2 separate regions of the Homo sapiens genome follow, and region 2 is linked to region 1. A link is a contact called in ENCODE Hi-C or POLR2A ChIA-PET data. All regions are on one chromosome and are shown on one strand. The core of a region is the stretch at or near the end of the contact, and the rest is flanking DNA. Distances in the headings are between cores, read along the strand shown.

Region 1 (7,448 bases), core at 1,248-3,747:
ACGCTGTTCACATTGAGCTGCATGTTTACCCTCCCCTGCCCCATGCCCACCCCAGACCTTATAGAGGGGCCCGGAACCCAGGAGTCTCTTCGATGTGTGAAGAATTTAAATGTCTTGGTCAGGCCTGGGCAAAACCAGGACATCAGATTTGAGGATAGCCTTCCCTCTTGTCTGCCATGCTAAATCTCTACCCTGTCAGGAAATAAACCCAATATCATAATTCTATAACTGATTTTCCTCGGAAGGGATTACATCCAACTTGGTAACCAAGCAGTTGATACTCAGGATAGTTTTGCCTTCTAACGAATTTGTGCCAAAATTCAGAATATCACATTACAGCATTTGCAAAAGAATAGTGTAAAGGCCAGAGAAAAAATGAGCAATGCAGAATATTGCTCCTTAAGTCATCAAAGAAATACAGACAATGTGTCCTATTACGACACCTCAAATACCTGTCACTAACTCCATCCAGCTGTGAGTGTTCAGGAGACAATATTAACAGATGTGTGGTTGGAAATTAGCTGTTTGGGGGGTATTTTTAATGAGATAGTTCTTTATTATTTTTTCTAGAATAAATTCCCCTTCTTTAGTTAGCCTTGATAAAACAGTGTCCAAGGTAAGTCTTGGAATCTCATCAGAAATCTCAAATGATTATTTTAGCTCTTTCAACTTTCTCCTCTTCAAAGCCATTAAACAAAGCAACTAATGAGTAAATATATAGGATGGCTTAAGATTTATTTCTTTCTCCACGGTTTATTCAGAAGTAATAAAATATTAGCAAAGGTAGCCAAGGCGGCTCATGCCAGTAATCCCAGTACTTTGGGAGTCTGAAGTTAGAAGATCACTTGAGGCCAGCAGTTCAAGACCAGCCTGGGTAACATAATGAGACCCCCATCTCTACAAAAATAAAATAAAGTAAATTCGCTGTGTGTATTGGCGTGTGCCTCTAGTTTGAGGTACTTGGGAGGCTGAGATAGAAGAATTGTTTGGGCTCCGTAATTCGAGGCTGCTGCAGTGAGCTATGATTGCATCACTGCACTTCAGCTTGAGTGACAGAGCAAAACCTTACCTTCAAAAAAAAAGGCAGAAAATAGTAAAGTTAAAGAAAAAAATGTTAATAGCCAAATCCCGGGTTGATTTTCATAGATTGAAAACTCAATTTTAGAGGAAAAGAAGGGTCAACTGAATCTTCTGTGTGTCAGGTGCTCACTTAATCTTCCCAATGGAGTCAGTACCTATGAAGTACAAATGAGGTGCCAGAAAGCTGCTATGTTCCAGAACCAAGTCTTTTCTTTGAAAGACTAAATTCTCTGCTTTGTCCCTGCTGCTTTGAGAGTTTGGTTACGTATATGATAAGGCCGTGTAATAATCTTGACATCTATGACTTCTATTTGAAGAACACAACTATGCATCTTTTCTGCATCCTAATAGAAGCAGACCTATTCAGAGACAAGAGTCTTTGTGCATAGTTTCAACTTTCATGCACTTTAGTCACCTGTTTTTTTTTTTTTTTTTAAGGCAGATTTTGACTCCAAAAGTCCAGGATGGGGCCTGAGGTTCTGCATGTCTAACAATTTCCCAGCTGATGCCAAAGCTGCTGATCAGAGTCTACACCTTAAGAAGTAAGGACTGTCAGAGAGCAGTGAGCTGAAGTGCCAGGGTAGAGACTTGGGATAAGGGGCCAAAAGGACTGGCTTCTGTCAAAGTTAAAACTTGGCGCCCCTAGGGAAATTCCTTCAGTGGATTGTGGAGCCATTTGCAAAACAAGGGCTAGTGTAGTCCTCTGGTTGGCTTTTTCACCAGCAGGCTTGAGGTTCTCTACCCATACACAGCTCTCCTGAAGTCCACCGCTGTTTTGTTTGGACAGGCTGGTCTCAAGTCTGAGCTTGCACACAAAGAGCTTATCACCAACACTGGCCTTTCTCTGGCAGCTGTTTTCCTTCCGAGTCCCAGGGCTCTAGTCTGAGGGCAGGAAAAAGGCTTGCTGGAGAAAGAAGGGGTGCTATCAGCAAGCTGTGGTAGATGCCTGGCTTCAAGACCTTGCGGGGGAGTACCTCTCCCACACATACCTCCTTACACACACCCCAAAGATCAGCTTCTCCACTATGTCCTTGCCCTAGAATAAGTATGAAATAAGCAGTTTGATAAATCTATCGGTTTTGTCCATAAAAGCTGGCGAAGAAGCAGAGACTAAATTACTTCCTATAATAAAACAAGGAATTTCTATAAATTACAAGGACTGAATGTCAAGTCCTACAGAAAAACCTGCTCATGGGCATATGTGTCCGTGATGGAACAACACATATCCCACCAGCATGAGGTCAGGCATATGAAATCAGTATGAGGTATATGAGTGCCACATCTAGGAGAACTGATAAAAATCAGAGTCGTTGTCAGCTGTGTAAATTGAGAGGAAAAGGCGCCTTCAGCGACTTCCTTTGGGGAAGGCTTGTTTTGTGCTGGTGAACTGCTCCCCCTGGTGGATCAGAAATCGTCATGGTCGGGATTCCATTCTGAAGGGAGCAAACATGCTCTGGAGAAAACTGGGCAGTTGCAGGTATAGAGATATCCTCCCAAAAAAAGCTAATTTCTGAGCCCCCAGAAATACATTGAATACCTTCTGGGACCCTAACTGAGTCTTAGTGTGGCCATGATGTGAATTGCAAAGTTTGTCTTCCCACATTATTGGAGTTGTCTTGTGTATTCTCATTATTATGGTTGTTTCAAAATTGTGGCTGTATATTGATTTGAGAGATACGGAAAAGTCTTAAGTCCTGTATTTTATTTTATTTCCACTTTAAAAGCAATTCTGGATATTTACAAGGGGAAAAAGACCAACAGCGAGGAGAACATTTTTCTGTGAAATCATTTGTTTCCCTTACTGTCTACTTTTAACTGCTCTCTCTGAGGTGGTCATGTCGATTGTGATTAATTTATGCCTGGGCCTCTTGTTCTACTTCCCTCAACCTAAAAATAAGTTTTGTGATTTTCTCAGGATGAAATTTCTACTTTCATTATTTATGTCAGTGCCAATAGAGATAGTTTATGTTGTTGTTTTCATTAAAGAGATTTTTTGTATGCCCTGCCATGCACAAAGAGGAGATTTTGCAGGTCAGGCAGAGATGAAAATCTCTGACAACACTCTTACTCTTTCGAACATTCTGCAATGAGGATTGCAGCTTCAGTCCAAACAGTGTATAAGCTAAATAAGGAAGTGTTTTAAATATTTATTTAACAAGACATATTTTAAATAACCTACATATGTAAATAGAGTTCTTAGCCTGTACATTATTGCCAGGTCGATTCTCATGTTCTGATATATAATTAATTACTGGTTTATTCCTCTGTAAACCGAAGCAGGGAATAATTCCGTGATGCCAGGTCACTGATGTCAGCAAAATGTAATACCCTTTGTCAGTGGGATCTGTGCAGGAGAAATTGAGACTGTAAAATCTGTGATGGTGGGTGCCAAAAGGTGTCCAAAAAACAAGTTCCTATCTCCATTTTAGTTGTTTTCTCCTGATGTGTAGACTTTTTCTCTATGTTACCTAAGTGGGATTAGAATGCACATTTTTTATGTTAATGCAAACTCAGAATGCCTATGCAGTCTAAACTATGCATTTTATAAGTCACCTAAAGTGTCATCTAAAGTAAATGCATATCATGACCATTTTAAGCAGCACTATTATATTTAGAAACAATAACAACACAAATATCAATCATTTTGGTAATTCTTGATCATTGAAAAAATGAATTTTTAAATGTTTAAGCAAAATCCACAAGTCATTTTTAACTTTTTGAGAGAAAAATATGGCGATATGTATGTATATATATATAATTTTGTTTTCACTTAAATGAGCACCTGTCTTTCAAATTACTCTACTAAAAACTTCTAAAGGGCAAAAATTCTGAACATCAAATTTGTCAAGGGTATAGATAGCCCTAGGAAAGAAAAAAGCAGGCAAAAATGTGGCACCTTTTCTCCTTAGACTTCATTTCTGATGATGTAAAATAAGTAATCATCTCCAATACCTTAGCACTTTGCTCGTTTGGGTCAGTGGTGCAACAAGCATATTTCATTTAAACATAGCACATGTCAGTTACCAAAAACCCAACTCAAAGTTTTTATTCCAAGCTCTCTGAATTAGCTCCTCAACTAAATTCTAGCTAGTGGATTAATGACATAAAATATCTTGGCTCATGGCCACAACATCCGGGAAATTTAGTGTGGAAAATCATGTAAAATGATTGGTTTATGCCATCATAACATACCAACCTATTGGTCATGTCACCTTTTAACCATCATCTACTTGTTTTGCCACGCTTAAAAATGTTCTATATTAAATCCATAATAGATCTTTTTGCTATTCTTGCGGGGCACTTTTGGCTCATGACTGTAATCCCAGCACTTTGGGAGGCTGAGGCGGGTGAATCACTTGAGATCAGGAGTTTGAGACCAGCCTGGCCAACATGATGAAATTCCATCTCTGTCAAAAAATACAAGAATCCAGGCATGGTGGCACACACCTGTAGTCTCAGCTCCTCAGAAGGCTGAGATGGGAGAATCCCTTGTATCTGGCAGGCGGAGGTTTTAGTAAGCCAAGATCACGACATTGCACTCCAGACTGGGCGACAGAGTGAGACCCTGTGTCAAAAAAAAAAAAAAAAAAAATCTTTGTGCTATTCTGCTTTGGGAAGAAATATTAAAGTGCTGGGAAAATAAAAAATGGCAGTAACAAAAAAATAGAATTTTATGGTCTGAGTGATCATCAGAAGCACTGTTAGATGCTGCGTCCATCTTTTCGTTGATGGTACATTTTGGTGCTTAAAATAAATGCCATTTCTGTAATTAACGAATAGGGCTAGTGAGGTATAAATTCGTCTTGGCAGGTTTGAACTCAGTGCTGTTGTGCAGTTGTATGAACAAGGAAATTAAATGTGAAAAATGGCCAATCTGTCTATCCTCTGGGTTCCCTCAACAACGCGGCCTCATGAAGTACCTGCTGCCATATTGACCTCAGTACACACACAGAAGAGCCAAGGGAATTGCTTCTTTGGGGACTGGAGGTGAATTTTTAGATTTGGCATAATCTACATATTATTTTTTCAAATGAAAATGTCGATAAGTTTAAGCCTCCATATCAACGTGGAAAAAGAATTTGTCCCTTAAGATAAATGGTAGCAATAAGATACTCAGATTATCTTCTCATTAAATGTTATTATGATTGACATCTTTGTTTTCACAAATGTTCTTTAAAAATGTTATACTAAGGATGAAGTACACATAATTTTATCTATTATTCCTTCTATGTACAGATAAGACTCTGAGAATTTATAGAAACAAACATTAGAAGGCAGGAATGTGGAGAGAAGAAAGCTACCTGACAAGGGAATCTCAGGATACAAGGAAAACACCAAGGTGAGTTTCCTGACTTTTAGCTTTGCCTGATATATCTCAGACCTAGAGTTCAAGGAACCAAGAACCCCAAAATAATAATGGGAAAGGACAAGAAAAGCCCCAGCGAAAGACTACTCTGTCTCTAGCCAAAGGACAAGGAAAGGGGCAACCAAGCAAGACAGAAAAACATTTAGATAATAACCACTCTATTCTAGCCAAATTCCACAAAAACTAATTAGATGGTGTCAGAGGAGGCTGAGTAGGAAGGAGGGACTTTACCCCTGCCCCCTAATCCTGTGATATCAGTGGAAGCCATGTGGAGAGCAGCAGCAAGGCACTTCCATCCCTCACATGTTGGGAAGTATAGTGGACCCTCGAACAACACAGGTTTGAACATCACAGGTCCACCTAGGTGCAGATTTTGTTAAACAAAAATGTAGCAACTTCCTAGCATGTTCAGATACTCTTCTAGGTACTTGGAAGACAATAGTAAAGAAAAACAGCCAAAGCCCCTGCTGTCCTGAAAGATGCAGGCAATGGAAGAGGTATTAGTTTAGGGACCCACACAAATAAGTAAATTTGCATATATGCTAAGGGTCATAAAGGGGTGGCATGTGAGCATGTGAGAATATAGAATAGACACATCTGCTTGGCTAAGGGCAGTCAGAAAACACTTTCTTCAGAAATGAATGATTTATTTAAAATCTTCATAATTAATTAGGCAGAGTAGGCCAAAAGTTATCTAAGTACAGAGAATGTACCTGTGCAGTTTATTTTATTGACTTGAAAATTAATTTCCTTCATAGGAATGTAAATCTCTGTTTACCACAAGCCCTCTGTCTCCACAAGTTCTGTGTCCAGAACTGAAGGCAGATCCAAATACAATATTCATGGGATGCAAATTCCCATGTATGCCAAGAGATAACTGCTTTATTGGAGGCCTAGTGGGGAACTGAAACTCCCACTCCTGCTTAGCAGGAATGAGAAGCCCCCTTTCAGAGGTCAACAGAAGCTGAGTTAAGAAACCTGAACTTTTACCCTACCTGGCAGTAATGAAGCGACACCCACCTTCGTCTGTGAGGATGGTGTGAGATGAAGGTAGCTAAAACAAAAGGTTTAAATAAGATTCAGAGTCTCATCATATTGAAATGTCCATATTTCAGTGGAAAATTACTCATCATACAAAAACAAGAAAGAACTAAAACTAAGTGAGAAAAGATAATAAATATATGCCAACATCAAGATGACACAAATGTTAGAATTATCTGGCAAAGCTTGTAAAGCAGCCATCATAAAAATACTCCAATGAACAATTAAAACATTCTTGTAGCTAATGAAAATTTATTTGGAAAGCTTCAACAAAGAAATAGGAAGTCATAACCAAAAATAGAAGATAAAAGAGTCAAATGGAAAATTTTGAACTGAAGAATACAATAACCAATATAAAAAACTCAATGCATGGGCAGAATGGAGGAGACAGAGGAAATATTGGTGAACTGGAGGAAACAATATAAATTGACCATCTATACAACAGAGAGAAGATAGAGTGAAAAAAAGATGAAAGGAACCTCAAAGACCTTCGAGATTATAGCAAAAAAAACCAAAATAAAACAAAACCAAAAACCAACAAACAGACAGACAAAAAATTAACCTTTGCATTCCCTGAGTCCTAGAAGACCGGAAGATGGCAGACCTGAAAAACATTCTAAGAAATAATGGCTGAAATGTGTTTAAATTTAGCCAAAGACATAAATATACAGATTTAAGAAACTGAGTGAATCCCAAATAGGATAAACTCACAGAAATTCATAGCAAGACACTCATAGTCAAACTTTTGAGAACTGAAGACAAAAAAGAAAAACAAAAAGTCAATCCAGATGTCCTTCAAGGGGAAGATGATTAAACCAACCGTGATACATGCATGCTAATAGAAAAAAAACTACTGATGCCTGGAACCACCTGGATGAATCTCTAAAGAATTATGGAGAGTGACAAAAATAATTTTAAAATGTTACATAGTATATTGTTTTATTTATATAACAACATGATT
Region 2 (7,448 bases), core at 2,794-5,293, 1.6 Mb before region 1:
AATATCATGTGAATAAGCAGTTAACACAGTCTGATACACCACTGTCCAAGAATGTCCACACAATTACTTGAATGTATTTTTAAAGAAAGTACATTGTTAAGGGAAAATTTGAGTTACAAATGACTGGGTATTCAGCCAAGTTTAAAAGATAAACCCTGGTGGGGTGGGGGGTGTTGGTTTGGTTTTTTGTTTTTGTTTTTTTACTGCGTGATCCTACACAGGAGGCCTGCAGATGCTGTATCTCAAATCAGAGGAAATTACAACTTAGCAAGTGCTCTCTCCCTGTGGGCTCAAATAAAATTTCCTAAAGGAAATCTAGCTCAACCACAGGCGGGGAAGGCACTGTAAGTGCTCTGAAAAGGAAATCCCTCTGTGACACTAGAATGGCATCCATGATCCTTCTCTCCTGCCCAAATGTCCCTGCAATGTTTTAGACTTGAGACTATGACCATTAAAACTGTAGGGTCTGTCCAGGAGCCCTCAGTCCTAGTCGGCTTCAGAACTAAGCAGGGTGCCTCCCTCAAAGTGCCCAAACCGCATCCTCTTGAGACTTTATCAGTCCGTTTTAGACTTCCCCTTTTTTAAGTGGTAGAAATAAGCCACATTTTTTCTAAATAATATTAGTTTGAAACATTTTATCACTTACTTAAATTATGCCCCTGTAACTCCAATAGTTTTACAACTGGAATTTAGAGATAGGAGACTAATATTAGACTGAATTTTGAACACATTTTTCTTCTATTAGACTCCCTATATAAATGTGATATAAAAGCATACATTTCTCAAAACTGGCTATCAATTATTTTTCTATTTTGCATAAGTTTTTGTCACTAAGCTCTTAAATAGACGATATATTATGCAAAGCTTAAAGTCGAACTGCACTTAATATTTTTCAACTATCTTGTTCGCTTATTTTTCAGGACTAAAAAGCTATTCAGTATTTTTCCTAACTTATTTTTAAAAAATTTATACCTATTCAGAAATTGCCTTTTAAATATGATACACATACACACACACACGCACAATCTCCCTTTTCAAACTCAAGGACCATGATAATATTTTATATTTCACATAAAATAAAGCCAGTTTCATTTCTGTCAAATATAATTTAGACTTGATCAGCACTCAGCATCTATGTTGCCAATTAAGCTACAGTACACTTTACAATGTGAAAAAAATTTCACGAGGAAGGATAGATACAACATGGAAAGAATCTTTGAGATAAAAGAAATATAATTGATGCACCCTTCACTCTCCAGCATTGATTTCTATTTATTATTACAAACTCTTCAAAACACAAAGATTGGATGTCAACATGTTATCCTGGAAGCATACAATTGAAGAACGCATTACCTGCACGACTTACTTCATAAAATTTGTTTACCAGAATTGGAGTTGCATGTTCATTTAAAAGGACTTTGAAGTAAGAGGAAAAAAGATGATTTAAGCTTTTTTTCCTCCCTAATACTTTACTTTTGAGATTTACCAGACTTCAGTTAAATAGATGCCTCCTTGACAACCAAGAATCCTAGTAATAGGAGTGAAGTGGTAAAGTGTAGTTTGCCTAAACTTCCCTGCAGGCAGAGTGGAGCTCTATGCAGGACCACTTTCATCAAGCACAGCTAGCTGACTTTGAAAATTCCTCCTGAGGAACAGTGATCAGCGGACCCTTCTTACATTCATCCGATTTCCAAGCCTTGATGTGACATATGAAATAAGAAGAAAGTGACAACAAAAATCAATGTGTCTAAATAGTCTTGCTTCGAAATATACCTGTCACTGGCTTAACTCAGAAATTGGGTGGGATATTAGATCTGATATCTTTGTTGTTGTTGTTGTTGTTATCTTGGCTTCAGAATTTATTTTAGTACCTGAGGAGAAAAAAAGACAAAGCCTCTTCTTAATTGTGCACGGGAGAGAAGTCCACTTACTAAAAATAATTCACAATTTTAAACAAATAAAATTATCAATGACTGCCCATTCTTGCATTGGGCCTTTATTCTCTTCCATGTCAACATGCTTCTGATGAAAACGAGTTCTGCTACATCTTAGTGGAGTCATGAGGTTTGAGAATTATTCACTAAAAACAAATCTCTAGGAAGTTAACATATTTTAAGTTAAAAAGTATAATATATTAGAAATTATGCCTCTATGAATCTAACAGTTTTACAATTGGAATTTAGAGACAGGAGATAAGTATTAAACTAAATTTTGAGCATATTTTTCTTCTATTACATTCCCTATATAAATATGTATAAAAGCATACATTTCTATAAGCTGTCTTATCAATTATTTTCCTATTTTGCATAACACTTGTTGTCACTGAGACTTTAAATAGAAAATATATAATGCAAAGTTTAAGTAGTCCTCAGAAAGAAAATGCCTTGCTTCACAGTCTGAGGAAAGAATTTAGGTTTTCAATCTGTAGATTGTGAAATTTAAAAACTACTTAAACACTTTACTGAAGAAAAGACTCCCTTTTAATAAAAAAGTCACCACATCAAGAAAAATTAGCAATCTTAAACATGCGATCTTTTATGAGTCTCTTTTGAAAAATATACAACTTGCCAAAAAAAATTACAAAGATGATTGTCTATGTTTAAACAAAGCAGTAAAGGCCATTCAACCTCCCATTCACACATAAATGCATTTTCTTTTCAAAGGATATTTACCCTTTAAGGGGACATTTTTAACCTTGTGACACCATAAAATTCCATGCATGCAAAGTTATTTGTTTTTATTTTTCTGACATTCATTCTTGACCAGATATTTTCCATGGGCTTTCTCATGTTACTCAACTAGAGGCATAATTTTAATAGTTTATTTTAATACCTTGATTAATAGGAGCAATCTGTTTAAAAATAGTATTAGTGTTGGCATTTCGTAATGAATTGCAGAAGCTGAGCAGACATGCTCTTTTGTGCCTTTTTCAATTTCCTTTGAAAATGTGTTGAACTCCTCAGTATTTGTTCAAACCTACCAAGTTTTAACATGAACTAAGCATTAAATGGATTTGGAATCTGAGAAGGGTGTTCGCCTACAATGTAGCGATATGGGGAGAAAAGGTTTGGGTTGAGACCGGCGACTTTCAGAATTATAAGTGCTGGCAAGTAAGAACCACAGCCCGGCAATTTTGGAGGCCCCCAGCATAGCCACTGCTGCTAACCAACCAATTTTAAAAGACCAAAGACTAGGTTTTCTCCCAAAGTGACAGTAGTTGCAAATTTGCCATCTAACTCACAGTGGCACTAGCCCAATCGAGGCAATTTCCTGAGAACTTATGATAATATGTCCCTGTTACACAAGACCTAAAAGATTTTTAATGGCCTGTTCCTACAAAACTAAAATAAAAATGGCTGGCCTGTACAATAAAATATTTCACTGGAAATGAAACATAAACAAATGCACTAGTACTCCATTTTGAAAAGAACTTTGTAAACTTATTGTTTAAAATTATGAAATATGTTCAAATTTACAACAATAAAACTCTAGGAAAAACAGTGATGCAAATGTTTAACATGAGATTCATACAATTTGCTTTACCCTATCTTGTAAATAGCTAGACCGATAGCATCTAAATACCAAGGATGAAAAAGAAAAGGTATATGTGTGTTTTTTGTGGGGGTGGTGGGGGGCGATGTACATCCTAGAACAAGGACATCTCAGAGGCTTTGGAAATCTGAAAGAATGCATTCACTCTTCAACAATCCAATGACAATTAATATTTGTGAAATATAGTCTTGAAAGCAATTTTGTTCATTGTTTTTGTGAAACTGACAGAATAACTTATTCTAAGTCATGTTCTAAGTGGCACTTATAAAAAACACTGAGACGTGGCACTGTTTGTGACATATTGAGGGTCAATTGTGTGAAGAACCAAGGCAACAAACCCATCAAAAAGCAGTAAATGGAGGTCTTTGTCTTTAAGTTATGAAGAATGTGTATGTATTTGATCCTGCCAGCCAGCAGTCCTGCAGCTTTCTGGGCATAAGACAGATGGCAGTGCAACCAAGCTAGAATTCAGACCTTCCTTCTTTCCCTCTGGGTCTAACTCCTATTATCCACTTGTAAATTAACCTGTCAATTTATCAATCAACACCATCTTGATTCTCCCGTTCCACAGCCCAGCCTTGCAGTGAATTTGCCTCGTAAATAACTGGGAGCCCCGTGTTTGTTAGTATTGTGAATGAGTTTATTATCACTTTGATGGCTGCTATGAATCACAAATGCTGCTGAGAGGCTGATAAGAAAAAAGTACATGCACACATTAACAGGGTTGAAACTATTTTAGAGATAAAAGATGGAGTAACTGTGATAGCAAATCATTTAAATTGAAAAAAATGACTAAAAATTGTGTGTGTGTGTGTGTGTGTGTGTGTGTGTGTGTGTGTGTGTGTTGGACAACCCCCTACTTATAGTCAAAGAGAGAGAGAAATGAATCAACTTTCTTGTGTACTGTTCAAAAAAAGTATCTGCAAGACGACATTAGTAGGCAGTAATAGCTCTTGGGTCTTGCAGGATAACTGTTTTATTTAATAGTTTAGGTTCAAACTTCAGGAAACACCCCGCTCTGTTCTAACAGACCAGTTGGCCAGGTTTACGTGTAGGTGTTGCATGGGAACTTGAAAAAGAAGGGAAAAAAATCCAAATTGTATACTTTATTAGAATAATATACGAAAGTATAGCAATATCTATTAAGTTAAATGAGGCAGTTTGATAAGCTTAACACATTAATAAACAATTAACATTAAAGTGCTAATTAAATTCTTTCCCCTGTGTCAGTGAAATAGTTATGTATTTGACATGTAAAATTAAATTTAAGTGATTTTTAAGTTAGAAATTCTTCAACAAATGCTGCACATATGAAAAATTTACCTTTAATTACAAAATTATATGTTGTCTTCAGTTTCCAATGTCAGATTTTTCTCAGCATGATTATTCTTTTACATTTTAAAATATCATATGAATACAAATCAGCGTTTTTAAAGAATACATAGCATTACATTCTGAGGATTAGGACCCATGCTATTAACTCAGAATTACTTTGAAGGATTACTTTAAATATACTATATTTAGGACTACTTTAAAACTATATGTTTAATCAGGTACGTATTTTTCATTTAAAGCAACGTTCACAGTTTGTAGTGAGTAAATATAAAAATAAGACTTAACTTTTCAGGTTCTGGCACATATGTTTTTCTTTAAAAATTGCATTCTATATTCCATTAACTGGGTATTTCATTTTTAATCACAATTGAGATATTTCTTTCAATATTTTCAACTTAATGTACGTAAGTCTTTTGTTGGAAAAGTGTCTGTAAATGAATCCTAAATACAAGCAATCACATTATTTATTAAAGAAAATAGAAAGTTACATGTAATATACTTATGATGTCTTTTCAATATGCAAAATATATATCATTTGTAGGTGATTTTAAAACAAAAAAAAATTCCTGATAGTGTTATTTAAGCAGATCATCATGAAAAATATTGCAAGGCATGACATACGGTTAAAGTTCTCAAACTTGTAAGTCAGAAATAAACTATTAGTTGTCACATGGGAAATACTTTGGCACAATTAAGACACTGCATTAAAAGGGAATATTCCCTGAACATTATTATACCCAATATGTCAACAGTAGAAATGTGATAAAAAATGAAACTATTTGTTAGAATGCAATTTAGAAAACCTGATAGGTTGTCCATTTTATTCAGTTTATAATTAAGATAGTGTTTAAATCTGAAATGAATTCTATATATGCATGTTCAATAGACTATAGCACAACAATAAGAATGGAATCACATCTCATTTTATCGTAAATTGTGTAATAAGCGATAAGGTAAAAACTAGGGCTAAAATCCTTCCAGCAAAAATGAAACAGAGCGACCTCAATTGCCCTAATTCATTCTGCTTTTTTCCTTTTTTTTTTTTTTTTTAAGTCTCTTCATTTTCCCTCTGTTCACGTTATTAGCTTACACATGAGTGCGTTATTAGAAAATAACAAAGCCAAACAGGGGGACTTCGAAGGAGCGGGAGATAGGTTCCTTCTACAGCTGAAAGGTATTCTCATTTCATTTGTTAGGAGTTGCAAAAATAGTTTTATAGCCAGGGAGGGACAATGACCTTTCTCTTTCAACAAGCTTGGTGGTTGGTCTTTTGATGGAAAAACTAGGGGATACAACATCTGGTAATTTGTGTTACTGAGCTTAGCTGAGGTCTTAACGATGTAAGCAGATTATTCTTGAAGAAGAACAAAAAAAATTCCGGAAGACTCAATGGACTATTTAAAGTTATTAAGCAGTGCATTCTAGCACTTCAGATCTCTTTTCTGATTCATTTTCCCTTTAATGCTATGCCTTCGAAGCAATTTTTTTTTTTAGGTCTCCCTCCTTCCAATTCCAGTTGACTTTTTTGGTGGTCCACAGCTGTTTTGTCATTCATACCGGCCTCCTTTTTTCCATCACAGCAGAAATGATTACTTTGCTGATTAAATTTTCTCCTTCAGAACTTTAGGAAGCTCTCCTTCACCCCCGGGAGTCATTGCGAGACCAGAAGGGTCAAGCAACACCAAATAGCAACAGCCAAGCCTCCGCAATTTTAAAGAAAGAAAAAAAAATGTGAACAGGAGCAATGCGTGAAGAAAATGACCCACCCTGTCCAGGATTCTAGGCAAAAAAATAAATGAAAGATGGTACTAAGCAGTTGCTGTGGAATCCTTTCCCCACATGCATCATATTAAAATCACATCTAAAGTTTGTGTTTCTTACTCTGATATAAATGGTGTGGGGTTCATTTTGTATATTTACTTTGCCCCAGTAAGAAAAAAGAGACCCAAATGAGATGCATCCTGCAAAGCTCGGAAATATTCTTAGCACTCTTTTTAAAGAAAAAAAGAAATATTCTATATTGAAGTAAGTCAGTAAATAAACATTAACTTGAATATTCAAGTTTATCTGACTTAACTCTGGCAAAAAAAAAAAAAAAGATATTGCTGTAACTTTAAGTTTTATCTGAAAGTCTAAGCAAGTCAAAATACAGAACACAGAAGGAGCCTCATAGACTGTAGCCCACCTGGAAAGCAGGGGTTCTGGTCTGCATCAGGTCTGCCTCCCAGACAGAGAGCTCGCATGTGCACACAGACTGGCTCTTTGATTAGCACATTGCTTTACAGTTATGAAATGAAGGAAGCAATAACATTACACACCAATTTCAATCTCTCCCGTGCCTACAATTCTTCTGGATGGCAGGACATTATCTTAGATCACTATTTCTTCAAGTCAAAGGGCTTCACAGAGAGCAAAGTATATTACCTTAAAAGAGAAAGAGAAAGTGAAAGAGAATGAGAGAGAAGAAAAAAAAAATAAAGCCCACAAACATTCTGACGAAGGATTCCTTTTGGAAACGAACACCAAACAATTTTCCATCTTAGGGTAGCTACATAATAAAA

Evidence for each region. Hi-C counts contacts between places; a loop is a spot of excess contacts on that map. ChIA-PET counts read pairs that join two places held with the same protein, here RNA polymerase II (POLR2A). Pooled maps may share reads with other maps.
Region 2: a loop to region 1 is called in a map of Calu3, with 12 times the contacts of the local background. The contact joins two enhancer-like sites. A Hi-C loop is called at or near these places in 8 of 168 maps with a recorded cell type or tissue (CD8-positive, alpha-beta T cell, Calu3, aorta and 5 more), 4 of 37 single-sample maps with no recorded cell type and 25 of 50 pooled maps. POLR2A ChIA-PET finds 5 or more read pairs at or near these places in 1 of 52 experiments (PC-3).

What each region holds. Positions count from the first base shown.
Region 1 is chr15:95,254,645-95,262,092 of GRCh38, reverse strand. No RefSeq gene overlaps it. Among named protein-coding and RNA genes, the nearest start is that of LETR1, 69 kb to the left of the region's middle. Within about 2 kb of position 2,497, at least 8 of the 41 ENCODE cell types and tissues checked have a DNase peak (open chromatin) inside an H3K27ac peak, as active enhancers do.
Region 2 is chr15:96,890,051-96,897,498 of GRCh38, reverse strand. No RefSeq gene overlaps it. Among named protein-coding and RNA genes, the nearest start is that of SPATA8, 110 kb to the right of the region's middle. Within about 2 kb of position 4,043, at least 2 of the 41 ENCODE cell types and tissues checked have a DNase peak (open chromatin) inside an H3K27ac peak, as active enhancers do.